2 separate regions of the Homo sapiens genome follow, and region 1 is linked to region 2. Evidence: read pairs that join two places in POLR2A ChIA-PET (ENCODE). Cell type or tissue: PC-9. All regions are shown on one strand. Each heading gives the region's core, and the rest is flanking DNA. Links, peaks and the distances in the headings are about the cores only.

What was found. ChIA-PET counts read pairs that join two places held together with the same protein. Peaks named below come from ENCODE experiments on the same cell type or tissue, not always from the same donor. Only the 100,000 strongest peaks of a DNase experiment are listed, where the experiment ranks them.
Region 1: POLR2A ChIA-PET joins it to region 2 with 5 read pairs; 5 of 35 experiments call an interaction of 5 or more read pairs at or near these places.

What each region holds. Positions count from the first base shown.
Region 1 is chr1:198,102,530-198,107,922 of GRCh38, reverse strand. No RefSeq gene overlaps it. Among named protein-coding and RNA genes, the nearest start is that of NEK7, 52 kb to the left of the region's middle. In PC-9, for the core only: no CTCF peak of the experiment used is centred there; a DNase peak (open chromatin) is centred at 472; H3K27ac peaks cover 755 bases.
Region 2 is chr1:198,669,445-198,674,837 of GRCh38, reverse strand. The region is part of intron 2 of PTPRC (protein tyrosine phosphatase receptor type C); the gene reads right to left. Among named protein-coding and RNA genes, the nearest start is that of PTPRC-AS1, 5.0 kb to the right of the region's middle. RefSeq lists an enhancer at 4,875-5,393. In PC-9, for the core only: no CTCF peak of the experiment used is centred there; a DNase peak (open chromatin) is centred at 2,527.

The DNA of each region.
Region 1 (5,393 bases), core at 80-5,079, 570 kb after region 2:
CCTGGCTTCCTTCTATCCATGCTAATCCTTTATCAAAGGGCCACTTGCCAGATCCTCGCATGCTTTTTTGTTCTTTATATGGCCAGGCTGTGAGTTTTCCAAATTTTTATGTTTTATTTTCCTTTTAATTACAAATTTCATCTTTAGGTCATTTATTTCTTCTGCCATTTTACTGTATGCAGTTAAAATAATCCACACAATAAAACCACCTTTGCAAAATTATGACAGTCAGAGAAATCTGACAGAGTTGACTCCATCTTGCTTTTAAACTCCAAACTGTCCTTGATCATTCCTGGGCATAGGCAAAGCTAACTTTGGGAAAAATTGAGTTTATAGTTTAACCTTAAAGCAAGAATGATAATAGTGCTTCCCAAAACTAATTCACCTTTGTAAAACTAATGAAAGCCCACAAGAGTAGGATTATGAAAGAGGCCTGAATTCCTCTAAGATGTAGGCATAGATAAATGTTAACCAGCCATTGTTCTGGAGGTTACAAGATTTGTAACTTCCTCAGTTACACATGTTGATAACATCGCTATGATAGAACCTAAGATTGGCCTTTGAGATGTCTCTTCAGACTTTTGCATTCCTGATGATTGGCTAACTCTACCTGGTCTCATGACTCATGACTCAACTGGTCCTGTGGCCTTCACACACAGAGGCAGACTCAGAACACAAGGACTGTTTTCCACACCCCTATGATGGCATCCCAACCAATCAGCAACACCGATTCCCTAGTTTCCACCCACCAGACTATCCTGGAAAACTCTTAACCTCTGAGTCTTCAGATTGTTTTGTGTAATAACTCTGTCTCCCATGTGTCATGGCTGGCCTCAAGTCAATTAAACTCTTTCTATACAGCAATGCTGTGGTCTCAGTGAATTGATTTTGACCATGGAGTGGGCAGAAAGAATCTGCCAGATGATTACAAAGTCTCCTTCAATATTTTAGTTAGAAATTTCTTCTGCCAGATAATCCTAGTTCAGTACTCTTAAATTCTGCTTCCATAAAGCTGTTGAGCATGGGAACAATTCAATCCTGGTCTACTTTATGACAAGGATGACCCTTCCTTCTGTTTCCAATACTTTATTCCTCATTTTTCTCAGAGATTTCATCAGAATAAACTTTACAGTCCATACTTCTACGAACATTCTAATCATGACCACTTAAATACTCTCCAAGAACTTTTAGACTTTCCCTACAGCCCTCCTATTTTCTGAGCCCTTTCCAGAATTGCCCTTATAGCTCTGCTCATAGCAATACAGGCTCTTTTTAGCCTCCAAACTCTTCCCATCTCTGCTCATCACACAATTCTAAAGTCATTTCCACATTTTCAGGTATTTATTATAGCAACAGCCCCACTTCTTTCTACCAGTTTTCTGTCTTAGTCCATTTGTGCTGCTATAACAGAGTATGTGAGACAGGATAATTTATAATGACTAAAAAGTTATTGGGCAAATGTGTCACATGGGCAAGAGAGTGGGGGAGAGGGTCAAACTCATCTTTTTGTAAGGACTGACAGCCAAAATGAGTGTTTGGGGCATAACTCTCAAATCTGAGATTTATTGAGCCAGCCTGAGGGTATGCCCAGGAAAACTGCATGTCACAGAAGCATCTGTGGCAGTTTTTTCCCAAGAAGTTCTTAGGAGGCTTAGTATCTATACATTTTCCTTAAAAAGGGCTGTAGGGGTCAGCAGTGAGATAAATGATTACATACTTGTAAGACTTTAGTTAGTGCCCAGTAAATCTACATTTTACATAAGATAAGGTGAACATTTGAGGGAAAAAGGGAATAGAGGAAGCAGATGTCTCAGGGAGGTGTGAAGGAATGATTAATGTCTTTGTTCTGTACCTGGGAAGATAAACTAGTAGTTTTTTGAGAGCACCAAATCCTAACCACTACACTACCAGGGAGCATCAACTGGTAGCTTTTGAAATGGCTGGTTTCTGCTTAGCCTTTAGGGAAGAAAATCTAATGACCGTAAGCAAGGGAGGGAGTCTAATGAAACCTGCCAGATTTCCCATCCTGAATTGCCATGAATTCAACTTCCAAGGTTTCTTTGGGGTTCCCTTGGCCAAAAGGGGATCAATTCCATCAGTTAGGGGACTTAGAATTTTATTTTTATCTCTCAGAATCCACTTCCATGATAATAGCATTAATCCACTTAGGAGGGCAGTGCGCCCATAACCCCAACACCTCTCATTAGGCCCCACATCCCAATGCGGCTGCATTGGGGATCAAGTTTCCAACACATTAACTTTGGGGACACGATCAAACTACAGCACCACTCAAATTGTATCTTGTATTGTATGTCAATTTGTTTTAAAATTGTAGTGGGCCCAGGAATTAAAAGGAAAAGTGTGGCTTATTGAAACTACAAACAGAAGTGCCCCCTAATGGAAATGAAGACCAAAGCCTGTGTAGAATGAGTGATATCTAAGATTCACAGGGAGCAGCTTGCTGCTGGGGTCTTTTGTGCAGTGTGTGTCACACTCTCAGACTTGGAATTCCAAGCTGACCGGGTGACTGGCTGACCAAAAAGAGCTCACAGAAGCCTCCATCAAATCACAGCCAGTAATGATGATGGTCCCAGAATACCCAAGGAGAGACAAAGTCAAAAGAGCTACAATCTAAAAATAATTCCACTGCATTCCCATCTCTAATATCATCTCTATCTTTGAAGAGGAAGAACAAGGAGAAAAAAGGGAGGAGCTGAGAGTTTGATGAGAGGAAAAAAGGGAAAAAAAGAGAATGCCATAAGAAATGACTGTTTGGTGCATTATTATTTTTTATTTATTTTTACTCCCTTTGAGATTTTATAAAGAGAAAAAATATATATACCAAACACTGTTTACTTACATAATAAATATAACCTTCTAAACTATACAGACAAGTCAGTAGTTTCCCAAGTCATCAAGTGGGTCACCTGCTTACAAGGAACTGAATATGCTAAGTAGGACTCCATCCTCATCTGAGGGTAATAACACAAATATCAAACATTTGTGTGGTATTGTACAGTTTACAGGGGTCTTTTCTCAAAATCTGTGTACCCTGAGCTAGAACTAGAGTTTAATACTTTAATTTCTGACCTGGTAACCTCATCGAAGTCCCTTCCTTTTTCTCGTATTTCCCAACTATAAAATGGGAAGTATTTTCACACTACATAAATACATAGTTGAGGACTACTATAAAAATATGTTAGTTCATGTGTTCTGTTTTGAGATTATATAATAAAATAATAATATTAAATGTAATATAGTATTTTGGAACTTCTTCAAGGTTTTCTTTTAATAATTATATCCTTAAATTTTAACATTTTTCTTTTCATTACGCAAAAAGAAATTAATTTTCCTACCCTTAATGAATAATTTCTAAGCAGATTCTAACTGAAAGAGAAAAGAGTTAATCTTTGCTGTGTTCCTTAGTGATTATGTGTGATCTTATGCTTCAGACTTTAACAATCAAATCTATTTTTTGCATACAGTGGTGAAAATATGAAATATCTTAGGTTTTGCCCAATATACTATACAGTGCAGTATGAGCATGAAAAGTGAAAAGAGTGAAAAGAGACTACATTTTGGAAGTCAAACAGAAATGGTTTGAATTTCACCTTTATGATTTATTAGCAAATTAGTTTACCTCTTTGTGTTTTAATTTCTGCATTAGTACAATAGATAAAATAATTACTTCCAATAATTTTTTTGAAGCTTAAATGAGATAAGGTGTTTTGTAAATGGCTGAAAAATTAGTTATTCTATAAATATTAGGTCTTCTCCTCTTACCTTCCCTTTAATTAGGCTTCATTGCATGTCATTATCACAAGTAGGGATGGTTCCATAAGAATTTTACAGAAGGATAAAATGAAGTACAATAATCAAAGTCTCTTGGAACCCCATAGCCAGAAACAAAGAGTAGCTTGTTTTAAAGAATTCTGCCTATTTCTGACTTGAAATCCATTAAGAATGCCTGAGACAACTGGTTTTCTAAGATAGTTTAGCAGGATCAAACTTGTTCTTATAAACCTTGGCACCAGGCTTGGACTTCTGGTTGATAATGGGAAACTAATTATAATTGATCAGGGGGTGTATGCTGTTGGGTTCCTCAATGTTATCACATCTGGCTTAGCCTATCCAGGCTACTCCAGTTTGTGAGAAATGGGAGAACCAGGCCTAGAACCCAGGTCCTCTAACTCCAAGCTCCGTATTGACACTTCTGTGATTGCATTTTTGTTAAGAGTTTTTCACATTTGTTTATGCCATTTATGCCATTCTCAAGAAACCAAGGTTAGTCTTGTCTTCTCTCCCATGAAAAGTTTAATCTCAATTTCTCACAACATGATGACAGCACTTAGAAATTCTCCATATTCACCTGCCAGTATACACAGGACCCTTGTACCTACCTATAAAATGTTTCCATGTGGTGGCCAGATAAAACCAGAAGTAACTGATGTGGCACAAGAATAAAAGCCTCCAGACTATAGCTAGGAGAGAAAAATTGTTTCTAGTTTTGTGTCTGTCTCTATCTCTCTGGTGCTGGCTGGTTATTTAACTACTTAGGATCTCTGCTTTTTTTACATCGTACAGGTTGTTATCATCTAAAAGATAAAATTTACAGCTCACATACCAATGCCATAGACTTTTGGTTGCCAAGTGGCATTGCATTAAAATACTTGAAACAAGAACTCTTAACTAGATGCGGAATGGTCAAACACAAGATTTTAATAGAAAAGCCAACGCGAATTCAGCAAGAGATATTCAAGTAAGGAAGTTATCTTAGATGATCACAAAGGTTTCTTCCAGTCTGGGAGTCTTTGTTCTGGTAAAATGAAGTCAGCACTGATACAGCTGCCTTGATGTGTCCTCACGTAGCAATCCCACCCCAACTCTCCATGTCCAATGCCACAGAGTGTATAATGCAAACCTTCAGGATTCAGTTTGATTCAGACGATATGCATAGACAAAGCCATATCCTCAGCAGCAGAATTTGAAACTTAAGACTGTCTAATGGATTTTATCACTAATGAGTAGAGCCCATGGTTTTGAAGCACTGAATGCAGTTTTTAAATCTTTCCAGTGGAAGTGTTTGCATGCCTGACTTAGCTGAAATGCATAGCAGGCATTTTCTTTGCATCTCTGTTTTACTATCTATTTCCTTGCCACACTTAGTATTTTAAACTGCCCTCCTACTTCCTGGCATTACTGAGCTTGAGTTGATTGAAGGTTATAGCAAAGTTAACAGTTTGGAAATGTGGTTAACAGTGTGGTGTGACTGCCTTCGGTTGAAGTGTTAAAATTGCCTATAAATCAGAAAGAAAAAGAGAAGATGGAGCATTTGCCCAAAGCCCAAAGCAGAATTTCATCAACATGAATAATTCTCAGGGCTTAGGAGGCTG
Region 2 (5,393 bases), core at 331-5,330:
AATGTTAATATTAGAGGAAGCCAAATGAAGAGCAAATGGGGACTTTCCTTACTATCTTTGCAACTTTTCTGTAAATCTAAAATTATTCCCAAATTGAAAGCTTATTTTTAAAAGGTTTGTTTGTAACTAGTTCAGAGAAAGATGAAGCAAAGCATAGCATAGATTCATTTTCTTTCATTTTTAAATTGAGTGTTTTTGTGATTGGGACATTTTCATACCACATCTTATAAATGTTTGCAATCATAGCCCCAGTTATTATGTTATAATTATATGTTATTATATATGTTATATATTATGTTATATATATAAAATATATATGCTATATATATTATTATATGTTATTATTGTACAGTCATAATGCAGATAGTGAAGGCTACCATTACTAAAAAGGCAATGTTATCCATCCTGACATTGTAAAATTGTAAAATTGTAAATTTTCACAATTGTAAAATTTCACATTTAAAAAATATAATAAAGCTTACCTACCTATCTACTTAATACTTGAAACTGCTTTATAAAATTCTCACTCACTAGTTGTGAATTTATTGTTAAATGCCTTCATTGGACATGATCTCATGAGTCTCTGTGACTGGACAGCATTCCTTATCCAACTGAAGTGATGAGCATCAGATGCCGCTCCAAGTGTCGTAAAAAGGAGGCACTACCTCTAAGCCAAAGAGGCTGGGTCATTCTACTGCATATGAGGAACAAATGCAACTACAACAAAGGTCTTCATTTTAAGAAGATAAATCTGGGTTTAGTCAAAATACATAAGATAATTTGTTTGGAAAACTTTTTGACTGCTGCTTTATGCTGTACAAAATAAACAACAAAAGTCTACTAAGAAGAAGCTTGTTTTTATGGTTTTTAGCCTCTAGATGCATATATAATTCATCCATATGGCAAAAATCATTACATTAAAACAATTTTGGGAGAGAAGTACATTATTAATACTTCAAAATTTCAATTTCTTAAATTTAGATTAGCTTTCTACAACATACAAGCAAAGTTAAGAAAAAAAATCAGAAACCAAAAGGCTTATTCTACCGCATTTCTTGGGAAATTGTTTCACTTTGAGAGTGTATGATTCTTTAATCATTATTCACACCTTCTTTATTTTTCTAAAACATTGTTTTCCATAGTATCACTGGAGGAGCAGTAAAAATGTACTCTTGCATTTTTCTGAATAGTAAACTGATTATGCCTCTGTAATGGAAATAACCAAAACAATATCTTTGAATGTATTGAAAATAAACACTTTCCTCTTCATTTACTCAATAAATGTTTTCAAATGACCATTATTTGACTGAGCATGTACACAGCACTTATTATGTATCATGCGTTATACTAGGTCATATATATATGTAAGTATACCATATACATTAGCTTCCTGAATCATTGTAATAATATGAAGTATGTATAATTATTACCTCTATTTCAGAGAAAAAGAAAGCACAATAAGGTGCAATAAATAACTTGTGTGAGATCATTCAGCTTGTGAGTAGCTGAGAAAAATTTGAATCCACACAGTATTTTTTAATTATTTTGATCAAAATATAGCCACATTACAATGAGTAAGTGCAATAGTTTCCTACTTTCTATGGAAGCAGAGAGAAAGAATGCCTACCCTATTCTTAGGGTAATCATGGAAGACTTCCCCAAAATAAGTAATGTCTAAGTTAAGAGGGATATGTTTGAGTTAGGTGGGAAAGGAAGACGATTAGTCTTTTAGAAAAAAAAAAGCAATGTGGCCCAACACTGAGATTCTAGTACATTTCAGAAAGAAAAAGTTGTTCTTCCTGGCTGAAAAGCAAGATGTAAGGTAGAGGGGTGCTAGATATCTTTCTGGAAAATAAATGTGATGCTGATAATGAAGGCCCTCTTCTACAAACTGAGAAGTTTTAACAATATCCTCAGGTGACAGGAATTATTATAGAGCTTTCAGTAGGTGATTAATCCCATTTGTGGAACACAGAGTGGAACTTAGGAAGCAAGGTTGGAGATGAGGTTATGTATTAGCAGGCTGTAAAATGCTTTTAGAATACAGTTAAAATGGTGCTGGGCACAGTGGGTTGTAATCCCAGCACTTTGGGTAGCCAAGATTGGTAGATCACCAGAGATCAGGAATTCTAGACTAGCCTGGCCAACATGGTGAAACCCCATCTCTACTAAAAATGCAAAAAAATACAAAAAAAAAAAAAATAGCTGGGCATGGTGGCGTGCACCTGTAATCCCAGCTACTTGGGAGACTGAGACAGGAGAGTCGCTTGAACCCTGGAGGTGGAGGTTGCAGGGAGCCCAGATGGCGCCTCTGCACTCCAGCCTGGGCAACAGAGCAAGACTCCGTATTAAACAAAACCAAACCAAACAAAAAACAACAGTTAAAATGGTTTCAGCTACAACTAACAGAAAAAAAAGGAACTCGAACAGAGTAAACAGTAAGGAATTTATTATCTTACAAAACGGAATTAGCTCAATGGTTTGATGATGGTATCAGGACCCAGATTCCTTCCATATTTTTGCTCTGACATCCACAGGGTGTGGGCCTAACTACCCCACTGGTCTCAAAAAGACTAGGTGCCACATTCTCATCAAATATGAACCAGAGACAGGAGAGGGGTATTGTTTCCTTTTGTCTCTTTTTAAGACTGAGGAAAAAGCTTCCCTAAAACTCCTTCACATTTCATTGGTCTTAATTGCAGCACTATCAAAGGGAATGTAGTTACTATGCTTCACTTTGACCAACCCAGATGTAACTTTAGGTTACAGGAAAAAAGCAAAACCCAATGGAATTTTAAGTCATATGGAAAGGCATGAACTGCTAAATAATTAAATACTTACAAAATAATTTTAATGAAGGTCTCATTAGCAAGAAAAATGCAGAGATATGGATGATAACAATCTCAGAGACTACTGCAGAAATGTGAGTGGCCCAAATCAAAGCTGTGGCAATGGAAGCAGAGGTGAATATTTTAAGACATGAAGAATACAGACTTCCTAGCATGTTCTTTGTCAGTCAATGCTGAGTTAAGGGAAAAGGAGAATATGTCCTAGGTTATATTGGCTCAGGCAAGTCTATGGAAGCTGATATAATTCACCAATACAGGAAATATGACAGCAAGGCAAGTTAACAAAAGAAGTTTTTGAGTTCAATAATGTTGAATTTGAGATACCAGTGGGATACTAGTTGGAAGTGTCTAGTGCATAGTTGGAGAAATTGGTCTTTAATACAAAAAAGACAGCAGAACTGGAGCTATAGATGTAGAAGTCACAAATTTATAAAAGACAAATTAAGCAATGGGAGTAGTTGATTTCACCCTAAATGATAGCATCACAGTAGAGGAGACAAAGTTCTAGAATGGAATACATACCAACACCAATAGGTAACAAGGGAATAGAGAAAGAGGAGCCAGATGGCTGAGATAAATAAGAGAACTAGAAGGTAGTTTCATGTTTCATGAAAATTAGGGGAGGACAGGGTTTTGAAAAGAAGGAAGTTGTCAATAGCGTTAAATGCCTCTGAGAGGTGAAGTATAATAAATGCTTTAGCTTGGTCCATTGGGTTTAATTTATTGGAAACAGGGGGGTGAGGGGGGTGATACTGGTGTATGCATGGAAGTTGTTTTTGTGGTGTGCTGGGAGAACAAGCAAGAAAGCAGTAAATGGGTTAGTGAAAAGTGAGAGTGTAGACTGGGAGGCTAGAAAAATTTTTTTTTTTTACATTTCAAAAAATTTAAATTATTTTTAATTGACAAATGATTATGAGTATTTATAAGGTACAATGTGACATTTTGATATATGTATACACTATGAAATGATTAAAGTTTTTGTACATCACCTAAGTATATTTTCCCATATACCTTAAATCATCTTTAGATTACTTATAATACTTAATGCAAAATAAATGCTATGTAAATAGTTGTTATACTGTATTGTCTTTTAAGTTGTATTATTTTTATGATGTATTGTTGTATTTCGTCATTTTTTCCTAATATTTTCAATCCATGGTTGGCTGAATCAGAGGATGCAAAACCCACAAATACAGATGGCCAGCTATATTGTATATTTGAAAATTGCTAAGACAGATTTTAAATATTCACACCACATGAAAAAATCTTTTAAGAAGTTTGTGAAGCAGGAAAGAGCAATAGGGAGTATGAATTAGATAGAGACTTGTAAAGAAAAGTGGGTATTTTTTTTATCTGCTAACTGCACTGCCATTCCAACTTCTCTCAAAATTGTGTTTCGATGATAATATATACAAATAGTTTTGGAGTCTATGGAAGAAATGCTCTAGACTTTGAAAATATAATGTAAATATTTCTGGGGTATATTATATATCAAATCTATTAGAAGATTTAATTTTTAAAATTTTTTGTGTAAGTTATTAATGTGTCCCAAGCTATTTTGTCTTCCTTTTTCTATGTATTTCATCAATGGTGTCTTGTTTTATCACAAATCTTTAAAATCAGAACTAATCACATTTCATATTTAGGATGTTGAATATAGTTTTCATACATAATAAGGTCATATAACAGTGATTAATAATTATAAATATTTCATCATGGAGATTTTTGGCTTCCAGGACTTTCTTTAAAAATGCTAAGGAAAATAAGAAGCAGAAACATTTATATTCAGTACTTAAGGACAAATCTGTAAAGTAGGCCCCAGTCAAGCTATACCAGGTCTATGTTTCACTCATGATCTATTTCACAAAATGTCTATATCACTATAAAAACTCCTGAGATAAGTATAGAAGTTAATACAAAAAAGAAGCTAGTAATACTTACATGCTTCATTTGGCATTAAAAATAGTAATTATTCTTACAGTTCCGTATTAAGGTGCTCACAATAGAAAATAAAATTAGTATTAATTTTCTTTACTAAGGTCCTTTGGGTGATGCCAAAGAAAACCTGATATAAATTCATTTCCTTTCACAAATGTGATTTTCATAATGATGAGAGTAATAAGAGAAGTGGGTAAGAAGATGTCGCATTTTGAAAAAAATGACTCCATCATTCAGTTGACTTTACAGCCCCAGGACTAAGTAAGCTATTCAGTTAAAATAAAAGCTGATTTTAAAAAAATTTCCTGATTGTATCTCTTTGCACAAAAAATATGTTCTTCATTTTCTTTGGGGGAAAGAAGGGGTCTGGGAGTGGCTGGCAGGAGGTCTGGATTAGATTCTGGCTCTACTTCTAGTAGGAATGGGTAAGTCAGGGATTCACCATGCCGTGGATTCCATGTCGGTGGGATTCAGCAGTGGGATATTAGGGAAGCTTAAAACATAGTATAAAAATAAAGTGAAAACTTTAAAAAGTGAAGGGAAATATAAATACATATATTTAAATCTAATAATACATTTTTTTCAAAAGAAGTAAATAGTTTTGTG